Regions from separate parts of the Homo sapiens genome. Here regions 2 and 3 are each linked to region 1. The links are chromatin loops, found by intact Hi-C in ENCODE. Cell type or tissue: HepG2. All regions are shown on one strand.

Region 1 (4,000 bases):
TATGAGCCATATATATATTTATATATATGAGCCATATATATATTTATATATATGAGCCATATATATATTTATATATATGAGCCATATATATTTTTATATATATGAGCCATATATATTTTTATATATATGAGCCATATATATTTTTATATATATGAGCCATATATATTTTTATATATATGAGCCATATATATTTTTATATATATGAGCCATATATATTTTTATATATATGAGCCATATATATTTTTATATATATGAGCCATATATATTTTTATATATATGAGCCATATATATTTTTATATATATGAGCCATATATATTTATATATATGAGCCATTTATATATTTATATATGAGCCATATATATATTTTTATATATGGCACCTAAGCACACGAAATAATACTCTACATTGCCCATAATAAAGGGAATGTACATTAAAAGTATATTGATATATCAGGTAGGCAAAAAAAATAACTTTTGGTTAGTTTTTTTTTAAAAAATGAGAACTATCTTGCCTTGCTATTGGAGCAATAATTTCTACAACTACTAGGAAGAAAACTTTGGCAATACCTAAAAATAATTACAGGTGCATATACTTTCTGATGCAGTGAGTTAACTCTAGGAATTTATTTTACTGATAATTTTACATACTTTCAAAAGGACATTTATACCAGATTATTCACTACAGAGCTATTTGCTACATTAGAGGGATTGGAAACCATATAAATGTTTATTAAGAAGGAAATGGATAAAGTATTTAATTCACATATTGAATACTATACAGCTCAATACGATTGAAGTTTATTATGCACTGATATCAGAATGTATAACATGCTACTATTTATATGATAAGCATGTATTTGTTTTATGTGCTTAAAATTTATCTGGAAGAATTTTTTTAAAACTAGTAATTTGGGGGTTTCCTGTGGAGGAGAGCTAGGTAGCAAAAGGACTTTTACTGAATATCCTTTTTAAAATTTCTGAATATTAAACTATGTGAATGTTTTAACTATTTAAAAATTTAAATAAATAATCTGGTTTTCAGACTCAAAATCAATACCTCCTTCATTCACTGATTGGGGACTGAGACTCGCCTTTAATAAGGCAGAATTTAAAGTCATAATTCCCTTTTCTAACAGTGTTACAGATCTCAGCAAAAGACTGTTAAGGAGGAGTGAAACATTTTTTAGGTATATACTTGGCCCAACTTTCTTGTTTAAATATACTTCAATTCTCCAAAAGCCCTCTGATGTTCCATCACTTGGTTATACTTGCAGAAAAAACAGCATTTTAGCATCACCTGAGACAAACAGGTATCAGATGAACCTGTTTGTCTCAGCTGAAGGTTTCGGAGTATGTCTCGGAGAAAGTTTCCTTCAATAATAATATACTTCTCCAAAAGTTTTAACAAGAGATATGTAATAATCTGAAAACAAATGATACAATATACAATGCAAAGCTAACTTTCATTCTTTTTCATAGAACTGTAGCAAAAATAATCCTAGAAATCAAAGTTCGAGAAGAATCTCTTTGCAGGCAATAAAATATATATGTAGCAGAGGAATTATCACGTGGTGGACCTATATAATAAATTAAGCTCTCAATCAATTAAGTCAAAGAATATGAAATAAGCTGAACAAAAGTGGAAATCCTAATTCCCCACATTTATTTCATTAAGGTGCAGGCTACTGAACTTATCTTTGCCTTATCTGTAAATCAGCAATTGTAGGGTTTACCTGCCTATATGTGTGTGACAAATAGCACCAAGAAGACTGTATTAACTCCACTAAATCACTTTATGCCAATACAGGTATTTTGAGAAATAAATTGTGATCATTCCATTTATATGGATTACAGTTGTTTAAATTGCTATTTTTGTGTTCCCTTTACATTGCTTAGAAGCAGCCACATTTTAAAATTTGCTTTGTACCCTACTAAGCTACTATGAAGGAAATACATATTTGCCTTTCTAAGAAACTCAAAGTGAATTTAGTTAGAACTAAACTAAACGGAGGCCTTCTCCTTCTCTGTCATTTGCTTCTAAGAGAATTGTTTGTGTTTTTGGACTCAATAAAGATTTTTCTGACCTTTACCTGTCTGCAATTATTTTTTTAACCTCCTTTTTCTGGATTATCCAACTGTTTAATATATTCCCGCAGAGTCTCTTGGCCTTTCAAAGTTTAAAGGACCTATTAGAAAAGAAGTTTGTGATATGCCGTAATTTTACAGGAACAAACAAAAGGTCAAAGGACCTGAGCCCAGAGATGACAAGATGGTTCGCTGGTAAATCAATACTAGGCTTTGTGTTGACCATGGCAAAAGATTTATGAGCAAAGGGCAAATCATTTAGAGGGTTCAGGGATACCGTGTGCTTGGGTAACATTGTTCTCCCTGCTCTTTTACCTCACCTGAAAATACACTTGATCCTCAATATAAACATAAATATAACAAAATACAAGTTTAAAGTCAAAATCTAACACTGAAAATATTTTAAATGCAAATTTTTACATATATTTTCAAGAAAGTATACATTCTGTGAATAATATGGACGTTAGGATGGCCTCATGGTTCAATAATTAGTGAATCCTGCTTCCATTTGAGTGTAGGTAAAACCTTGAAATTCCTCCAAAGCAGTCTCTAGAAAATGAGGGTGTAGGATTAAGTGCACCACCAAATAAGCATGTGCCTAACATTTGTGGATTTGAAGACATATGTCTATAACTAAGGTAATTATGTTAAATTAAAGATCACTCTGATATCAACTTTAGTCTTGTAGATTGAAGAAAAAAATGTTCACAATTTGATTTGGTTAGAATTCCTCAAGTTCTACCTTAAGACTTATTACAAAATAAGTCTTTGAGTGTGCATGTATCCTATCCTTTTGCTGCCTAATAAGTAGCCACTAACTACTGTGAATATCATGAATTCAGATGTGTGTAAGTATAAAATGTGCACAGGTTTTAGAGATTTAATATGAAAAAAGTGTAGATCTCTCATGAATTCAGATGTGTGTAAGTATAAAATGTGCACAGATTTTAGAGATTTAATATGAAAAAAGTGTAGATCTCATTAACATTTTTAAATTGTTTACACCTTAAAGTGCTCACATTATACTGGGTTAAATGATATTCTTTAAAGTGATTGTACCTTTTTCCTTTTCCTTTTATTGTTGCTATGATTTAAAATTACACATGTGGCTCATATTTGTAGCTTACAGTATATTTCTCTTGTATTTTATATGTATACACTTTAGTGTGTGATATCTACGTGTGTGTTTATACAGACACACATATATTTCCTAATGAAAAGAAAAATATTTACTGGAAAGAAATTGAATAAATTATAGAAAATATTTTCATAAAGCATACAGAATTTTTTAAAAGGCCCCTCTAAATAATACACAAGCAAATGCTGTCTTTGAATGGCACAGGTTCAAGAATAGGTCACTAGAAGCTAAGCCTAATGCCCATCATGTCTGGGGAACCCCCGGAGGGGAAAGTGGTAGCATGTCTACCTGTTTTAATCCCCCAGTAGCACAAGCAGTTGCTCTGGAAAAGTGCAATAAACTGCCTTTTCAGATAAGGTAATACACGTGATTATGAAGAAAAGCTTTGAAATCCATGCAGTAAATCATTTTTAAAAACAATGTGTTCAGAATTCTTCAGACTAATAAATTATTCTTCCTGTACTCTGGTAGTGTTCCCTACTTCGCTGGTTTGTAAAGGTGGCCCTTGGAGACTCTGAAACATTGAAACCTGGTTTATTTTTATATAACATTTCAAGTACACATAGAAATTAGCCCCAAAGATTTTTTTTTTCCTCTGCCAATTGCCCTAGGATGAGGCTTCTCGCCACTAAACACTAGGGAGATGGTAAGAAAGATATAAATGTAAAATCTAATGTGTAATCTTTTTTGTAATTACAAACAAAACTGCAACATGGAGTTTTAGTTAAGTCACCACATAGTCAGTACAAGTGAAGTTCCAGTGGTAATTTCCTTCATG
Region 2 (4,000 bases), 140 kb after region 1:
CAATGCATTTTACTAGGTATAGAGAATTTGAAGGGAAAAGTCTGAGTACTTATTATCTCTTTGTTTTCTTAAACAGTGCCTATTTACAAACTTTTCACTAGTGAGTAAAAACATTTACTGGCAATAAAACACAGCAGTGTTTCTGAATGTTAACCTCTCCCCCCAAAACATGACGAAGTACTCTAAGTTTCTGGAAGGAAAAAAAAAAACTGCTTTTTTTTTTTTTTGTGCCATAAACACAGGGTGAGGTGATGGAAAGGAAAGAGTAACACGTTTTAAAAAAGAAGAAGAAAAAAGAAAGAGTAAGATATTTAGAAATAGTTTTTTTTAAAATAAGTATATGTTTCTTTGGAGCTACCTATACTACAAAATTAAGAAACTATACATTGCCTTTACAAAACCACAATAAAGTAAGTAAACAACGTATCACAACACACACGCAACAGATGGGGTTTGGGGCAGGGAGACTCTTAAGCCTCAAGAAATTATATCAGCAATAAAATACAGGGCATAAGAATGAAGAAGAGTGAAGGCAAGTAATAAATCCTGTGCTTTCTGAGGGAGACTAGCCATCCTTCCTTTAGGCAGATATTTATTTTCTAAGAAGTGAGGAGGGATACTGTTAAAACATTTATAGTTTTAAAACATTTTAATTATCTCTGGTCTTTGCCTTCATAAAGGTCCTTGAGGTAAAAGCCATGAGGTGTAGGGGAGGTGGAGATGGTGAATGGGTACCAAAAAAATAGTTAGAAAGAATGAATAAGACCTAGTATTTCATAGCAAAACAGGGTGACTATAGTCAATAAGAACTTAATTATGCATTTTAAAATAACTAAAAGAGTATAATTTGATTATCTGTAATACAAAGGAGAAATGTGTGAGGTGATGGATACCCCCATTTACCCTGATGCGATTATTACACATTGCATGCCTGTATCCAAATATCTCACAAACCTCATAAATACATACACCTACTATGTACCCACCAAAATAAAACATAATTATATTATATAAAGTTGCTAAATAATTAGAACTGTACCCAAATATAAATAATAAATAATTGATGAACAAGATAAAAAGTGAAAACACACTTGTTTTCTACACGCAATGTATATTCCCTTAATAACTTTTGGTGAGTAAATAGACATGGCAATGTCTTCTTTAGCATCATGGATAGTGAAATAATCTTGGGAAAGAGCTGTGATCATGTACACAACCTAACTATCCAAATGTCATTTTCACTTGAGTGGACTTTAAAATCTTGCTCTCTCTCTTTTTCTCTCATTCTTTTACAACTTAATTCGAAGTTCCCTTTTTGTCAGCGTTTTCATCACAATTAAACAGAGCTACGAACTAAAAGGCAATTTTTTACTGAGAAATGTGTTTATCTCACAAAATTACCAGACTTCTCTGTCTGGTGCAATTTTAGGGAGGATTTCAATTAGCAAAAATTCAAATTGAAAGAGCTATGAAGATGGAAAAAGAATAACACCTTCCCTAACTTACACAACATAATTCTCAAATCTCTATTATTTTTGTGGTCTAACATTTCCCTTAGAAGGCACACTACATTACTTTTATCTCCAGAGACCTTTTATCCCCACCTGCTGGAAGCATGAAACATAACTGGGTCCAAGATAATCATTGACACATTTCAGGAAGAGAAAATATTTACACAAGTTAGATTTTAAAATCAACTGTTTTAAGCTATATCCTTTGGTGCATTATTTCTGTCACTGAAGTAATTCACAACTCTAAAACTCTTTGTTTTGTAATTGTTACAAGGTTTATTCTCTTCTATTACTTTTACAGATTTAAAATGGGCTGTTACATTCCATCAAAATTGTCAAGCAATTATTTTGCAAACCAAATAAAGGAAACATATAACAGTTGTATACTAGCCAAATTATGATCCTTAGGAAAGACACTGGTATGGAAAGATCACATATCACATACCTTGAGTTATGAGGAATGTGATATACATTGTCTGTCATATACCAAAAAAAGGTGCTGGGATAAGAGCTTCGAAAGTAAGATATCAGTTGGTATCACAAAAGTAAAAAGTAGAAGAGACAGGCTGGAAGGTGTAGGGAGAATAGAGGGAAGGGAGAGATTTGTTAAAGGATATAAAATTACAGGTAGATAGGAGGAATAAGTTCTGGCATTCTATACCACTGTAAAGTAAGTTCTAGTGTTCTATACCACTGTGAAATGACTATAGCTAATGATAATATAGTTTCAAATAGCTAGAAGGAGGATATTGAAGGTTCCTAACACAAAGAAATAATAAATGTTTGAGAGGATGGATATGCTTACCATACATTATATGTATTAAAACATTATTATGTAGCCCATGAATATAAAGTTATTCTTTGTCTATTTAAGAAAATAAAATTTAAAAATAAAAAAATTTAAGGTCAGGCACGGGGGCTCATGCCTATAATCCTAGCACTTCGGGAGGCCAAAGCGGGTGGAACACTTGAGGTTAGGAGTTTGAGACTAGCCTGGCCAACATGGCAAAACCTTGTCTCTACTAAAAATACAAAAATTAGCTGGGCATGGTGGCGCAAGCCTGTAGTCCCAGCTACTCAGGAGGCTGACGTGGGAGGATCACCTGAGCCCAGGAGGTAGAGGTTGCAGTGAGCAGAGATTGCAAGACTACACTCCAGCCTGGGTGGCAGAGTGAGACGCTGTCTGAAAAAAATAATAATAAATAAAAGTAAGAAATTAACTATTTTTAACAGAGGAATACAGCTTTCTTTGTCTAGGATATAACATTGAGTTTTCTCAGTGGGAAAGAAAGCAGAAAACAGCTGCCTTGCATTTTCCTTCTGTTGTATAAATTAATTGTCATTGTTGACTATTCACTAATTTACTTCAAAAAAACCCTATATACCATTGAAAAAAGATACTTCCATTGGACAGGAACATTTTTGAATTTAATATATAAATTAAGTTAATGCTCTTCTGGATTGTTTAAATATAAATGTATATAATAAATTATTGAGTGGAAGCCTAAAAAAGTCCATAGAAAACCAAAATAAAAGTCCATAATGCGTATAAAAACAAAATATTTGCCTTTTGATTAAAGAATTGTACACCTTAGTGGTGTTTAATAATAGCAAGAGCCACTGCAGGAAAAAAGAAAGAAAGGAGAAATTATCAGTCAACATTAGATTTCTCTTTTAAACTAACTAGAATTTTAAAATTTTTCCTAAGAAAATATTTAATACACTAGAATATTTTTCCTAATGCACTAGATTTTGTTTCCCCCTTGGTGTTCTTTCAATCATTGTTGATTGGCGATATGCCATTTTGGTCATACTGAATGTGTAAGAATAAATGAATAAACTGTTTTTTGGCTAATATTCCACGATGTTAAATTACAAATTTCCTCCAGCATTTAAACAGGAGAGCTGTGGAGTGTCCCTGCCAAAAGTTTGCCACCCGCTACGAGCATATATTTCAATGAATCTGAGACAGGTTCTGGCAAACAAGTCAGTTTTCCTTGTTAGCTAATTATAAATAAGCAACAGTGAAGACAAGTTGGTAATATTACCATAATTTATAACTAATAACAAAGCAATGAGATTGGATTCATATTTTCAATATATACTTATTGAATGGTTATTATTTATAAGTATTGTACTTGGCACAGGAGAAATCATAGACAAAAAATTTAAGCATCTTCCATCCTCTTTCAAATCTACGTTTAGTTCACTCTAAAGAGAGTAAGGTATGTATATTCTTTCTCAAATCTCCAAATCAGTTCTTCATCTTTAGTTAGGCTTTATTAAAATTTAAAGAACACATTTTATACATAAACTAAAAAAAACTACATACCAGGCTATTTTCAGTAACTAGCACTCATAGAAGTCCCATCAATAGTTGCTGAATGAGTGAAAAGAACAGCAAAATGAATTAATTCTGGATTTACATATTTATAAATGAAACTTAGCAAGCAAGCTTAATAAAATAAAATGGCAAATATAAGCTCTTA
Region 3 (4,000 bases), 130 kb after region 1:
TGACCTACAAATGGTTATTGTGCCAGTTTATATTTTAGAGCACATTTTATTTCTTAAAATGAGAGGACAGAGGAGCCAAAGACTCATTAAAGGTGAAGAAAAAGAGAAAAAGTAAACTTACAATAATTACTTCAAGAGAATATATTTTTCATTATATTGATTTTGAATATATTAAATACTTTTCAAATGAATGATTTCCCAGCACTGATGATTCTGTAGGACTGATAATAATATTTACTTCACAGATTAAATAATTTAGAAAAAATTACTCAACTAGGTAATATATGTTCACATAACGATGTCTCCTTTCTGTTTTCCTTCTTTGATGCTGGCTAAACAGACCAAAATAATTTCTGATTTAGAATAATACTACACTGCAGGGTGATATAAACAGCTCTTTTATCACAGGCGTCCAACCTTCAAACAGTGAACTATATCTACCCCTACCATATTTTAAGGTACTTTAAAGTGAGATTTTATTTACATGTTTTAGAAACTAAAATCATAATTGTTGTTTAACTATCACTTCCCCAAATCTGAAAAATAAATAGGTTAAGAAGTTCTGAATTCAAATGACTTGTCCAGGGATTTTAATATTAAAATAATCTATAACCTAAACTAACCATAATAGTAGAATAATTAACTATTAAAATGACAAAAAAATCTTTGCAGAGGTAATAAGGAAATCATCTTCCAGAACAATTATAATTTATCCCATTTAATTCACAAGAAATGGATGCTTTTATCATCCCATTTACCATAGGGATATGGGTAATAATACAGTCAAGTGACTCACCCAAGTTTATTCAGTCAGTTAGTAATAGGGCTACGATTTCAATCTAGGTCATTTGATAGCAAAGCTCTTCTCACCATAGTTGATATCTCTGAGTGTTTATTGTTAGTATAGATTGCAAAAAAAAAAAAAGTCACTGTATCCTCATATGTGGCAACAACAGAATTAAGAGTACAAAGAATATACACATACAATACTAGAATACACATATGACAGTGTACTAGAATACACAAAAGCAGTTTCTTAGATTTGGTTCAGAGTAGAATCACTGGGGAAATTCCTATTAAAAATGTCCAGGGGCCAGCTGTGGGTGGCTCATGCCCATAATCCCAGCACTTTGGGAGGCTGAGGTAGGTGGATTGCTTGAGGTCAGGAGTTTGAGACCAACCTGGCCAACATTGTGAAACCTTCTCTAAAAAAATACAAAAATGAGCCAGGCATGGTGGTGGGCATCTGTAGTCCCAGTTACTCGGGAGGCTGAGGCAGGAGGATCACCTAAGCCCGGGAGGCGGAGGTTGCAGACAGCCAAGACTGTGCCACTGCACTGCACTCCAGCCTGGGTGTCCTAGCAAGACCCTGTCTCAAAAAAAGAAGTGTCCAGGACTCAACCCAGGGATTCTGATTTGGTAGGTCTAAAGTGTGGCTCCAACTATGTTCATTCACCAGACTATAACCTAAAAAAATGACTGAGAACTGCTGATACACAGAAAAGGAGGTCTTGCTACAGGAAAATGGGTTACCCTCAAAAGAATAAAATGGGTAAAGTGGCCAGGCCAACCATACTGCTCAACCCAGGAACCCTGATATACCTCTAACCTGCCTAACACAAAACCAAAACGTTTAGAGATCTAATGGACAAATAAAAGAGCTTCTATGCAATAGTATGAGTTAGATAAAAAATCAAATACTTTGTACTGACATCTTTTAAATATTTTTTTTGTTGTTGTTGTTGTTGTTTGTTTGTTTGTTTGTTTTGACAGAGTCTTGCACTGTCACCCAAGTTGGAGTGCACTGGTGCCATCTTGGCTCACTACAACCTTCGCCTCCTGGGCTCAAGCAATTTTCCTGCCTCAATCTCCAGAGCAGCTGGGATTACAGGCGCCCGCCACCATGCCCACTTAATATTTTTGTATTTTTAGTAGAGAGGTGGTTTCACTATGTTGGCCAGGCTGGTCTCGAACTCCTGACCTTGTGATCTGCCCACCTCGGCCTCCCAAAGTGCTGGGATTACAGGCGTGAGCCGCCGCGCCCGGCCTTAAATCTTTTAAAATATCTCAAAAGTTAATTAAACACATTCCTTATAAATAGTCATAACAAGGAACATAGCCATTGGTCATATGAGTTAATTCTCACACAGATGACTACAGTCCACAGTGTAATTTTATAAATTCCTTTTACTTCTTGCATGAACAAAGGGCTTAGTTTGAGTATTTTCCAAGAAGTGTCAAAGGCAAACCTTTGAAGGTCTATTAAACAAACAGGACAGTTCTTTCAACATCTGTGCTTTGAAAACCAGGTCAACGCTACATAGTATAATCATAACATCATACCTTTCACAAACATGAAAAATGGATCCACGGATTTACCTTAAAATAGCTCTAGAATTTTTCATTTTGAGAATTTGATGATATAATATTATGACAATGATATTACAATTTGAAAACAAACAATGTACACAACTCTGGTCAGGGCTGTACTAACTAGAGTTGTATTATAAGCTCACTAACATATAAAGAAATTAGACAGTGGGTGGCATTCCTAATTCCATTCATGATTCGTTTTCTTTCATGGATTGGTTTAAAAGATTATTAAAATCATTCATTCCCCCTCATTGTTAAGGGACAAATAGAAATTTTCTTCAGCTACATATAAACTTCCCATGGTGGCAATTTTTTGGTGATAGTGGGAAAGTCCTTGGCCTGTACACCCTTCCTCTGTTTTTCAGATATCAGGTTCCATTCCTCGATCACAGTGGTAAGCAAAGGCCTCAGGCTGGTGATACCAATTACTGGTACCAGAATACACAGATGACTAATGTTGGGGAAACTGGAATCCTTCCTGGGATTTTCCTACCTGGAGCTGGCAGGGGAAAGCTATTAGATTGTGAGATGCCAAGCATCATGTTTGCTCTTGCACAGAAAAAAGATTTGTCTGTAAAGTAGAAAAATAAAACAACCACACAAAAAGAAGCAGAGAAAAGAGAACCAGAGCACACTGATGGCACTCAGTCATTAGTTTCACTTGGCTTTTAAGTCTGATCCTGCCAATGCATTTTCTATGGCTTGAGCAAATGAGTCAATGAGTTTTTGCTGTCTTGTTGTTACTCCGTGAGTTTCTTTTGCTTGCAATGAAATAGTCATAATATACTAATTTCCCTATTAATTCCAGCTTTTCCTCCCTTGGACTGTGTCACCATGGAAAACTTGCTAGAAATTTTATGTTATCACTCCTCCACTTCTCCATTGCCTTCAAGGCTCTCTTTATCTCCTTGTCTTCCATTAAGCCTTGTTAGACCAATATCATCCATGTCCCCTTTGTACTGAAAAAAAGACCTATCTTCTTATCTATGACTAATACTCAATTATATACCTTTCATATATATATATATATGAAGCTATATATATATAGAAGCTATACAAGAAGCTATATATATAAGAAGCTATATATATATTATATATATAAGAAGCTATATATATATTATATATATAAGAAGCTATATATAATATATATAAGAATATATATAAGAAGCTATACATATATGAAGCTATATATATATATATATATATATAGCTTCTTAGGTTAATAACAGCTTGAAGGTAAACTTTTTTGCAATCACCACAGATTACTATATACTTCCAAGCATACAAGGCAATTAAATAAATTCTGGCATACTTTTCATATTTTTCAGTGAGAACTGAGGAAGTAATGTTAGCTAAAAATTTAATTTATTCAGATGAAAAAGGTTACATAAATATCGCATATTTATCATATATCGGTTCTCTGAATTGTTCTAAAGTTTTTATTCTAAACAATAATGTCTGAGGTGGACATGTAGTACAGTCACATTAAGTTTCTTAGAGAATTATTTTCAAAACTCTTGAGTGTGTATCATATTTTCCTTACAAATACGTAATCAGCATTGTACAACTTTGGTCTAGCAGAAAGTTATAAGACTGAGTAGATGAGCTACCAAAATGAAACTGTTAA

The links. Peaks named below come from ENCODE experiments on the same cell type or tissue, not always from the same donor. Only the 100,000 strongest peaks of a DNase experiment are listed, where the experiment ranks them.
Region 2: a loop joins it to region 1, with 2.2 times the contacts of the local background. A loop is called at or near these places in 6 of 110 quality-filtered maps.
Region 3: a loop joins it to region 1, with 2.4 times the contacts of the local background. A loop is called at or near these places in 6 of 110 quality-filtered maps.

The regions. Positions count from the first base shown.
Region 1 is chr3:78,842,240-78,846,239 of GRCh38, forward strand. The region is part of intron 4 of ROBO1 (roundabout guidance receptor 1); the gene reads right to left. Among named protein-coding and RNA genes, the nearest start is that of MIR3923, 660 kb to the right of the region's middle. In HepG2, no CTCF peak of the experiment used is centred here; a DNase peak (open chromatin) is centred at 2,282; H3K4me3 peaks cover 568 bases.
Region 2 is chr3:78,986,917-78,990,916 of GRCh38, forward strand. The region is part of intron 3 of ROBO1 (roundabout guidance receptor 1); the gene reads right to left. Among named protein-coding and RNA genes, the nearest start is that of MIR3923, 520 kb to the right of the region's middle. In HepG2, a CTCF peak has its summit at 1,596 (motif pointing left); a DNase peak (open chromatin) is centred at 1,605.
Region 3 is chr3:78,970,018-78,974,017 of GRCh38, forward strand. All of the region lies in intron 3 of ROBO1 (roundabout guidance receptor 1), which reads right to left. Among named protein-coding and RNA genes, the nearest start is that of MIR3923, 540 kb to the right of the region's middle. In HepG2, no CTCF peak of the experiment used is centred here; DNase peaks (open chromatin) are centred at 2,244 and 2,824.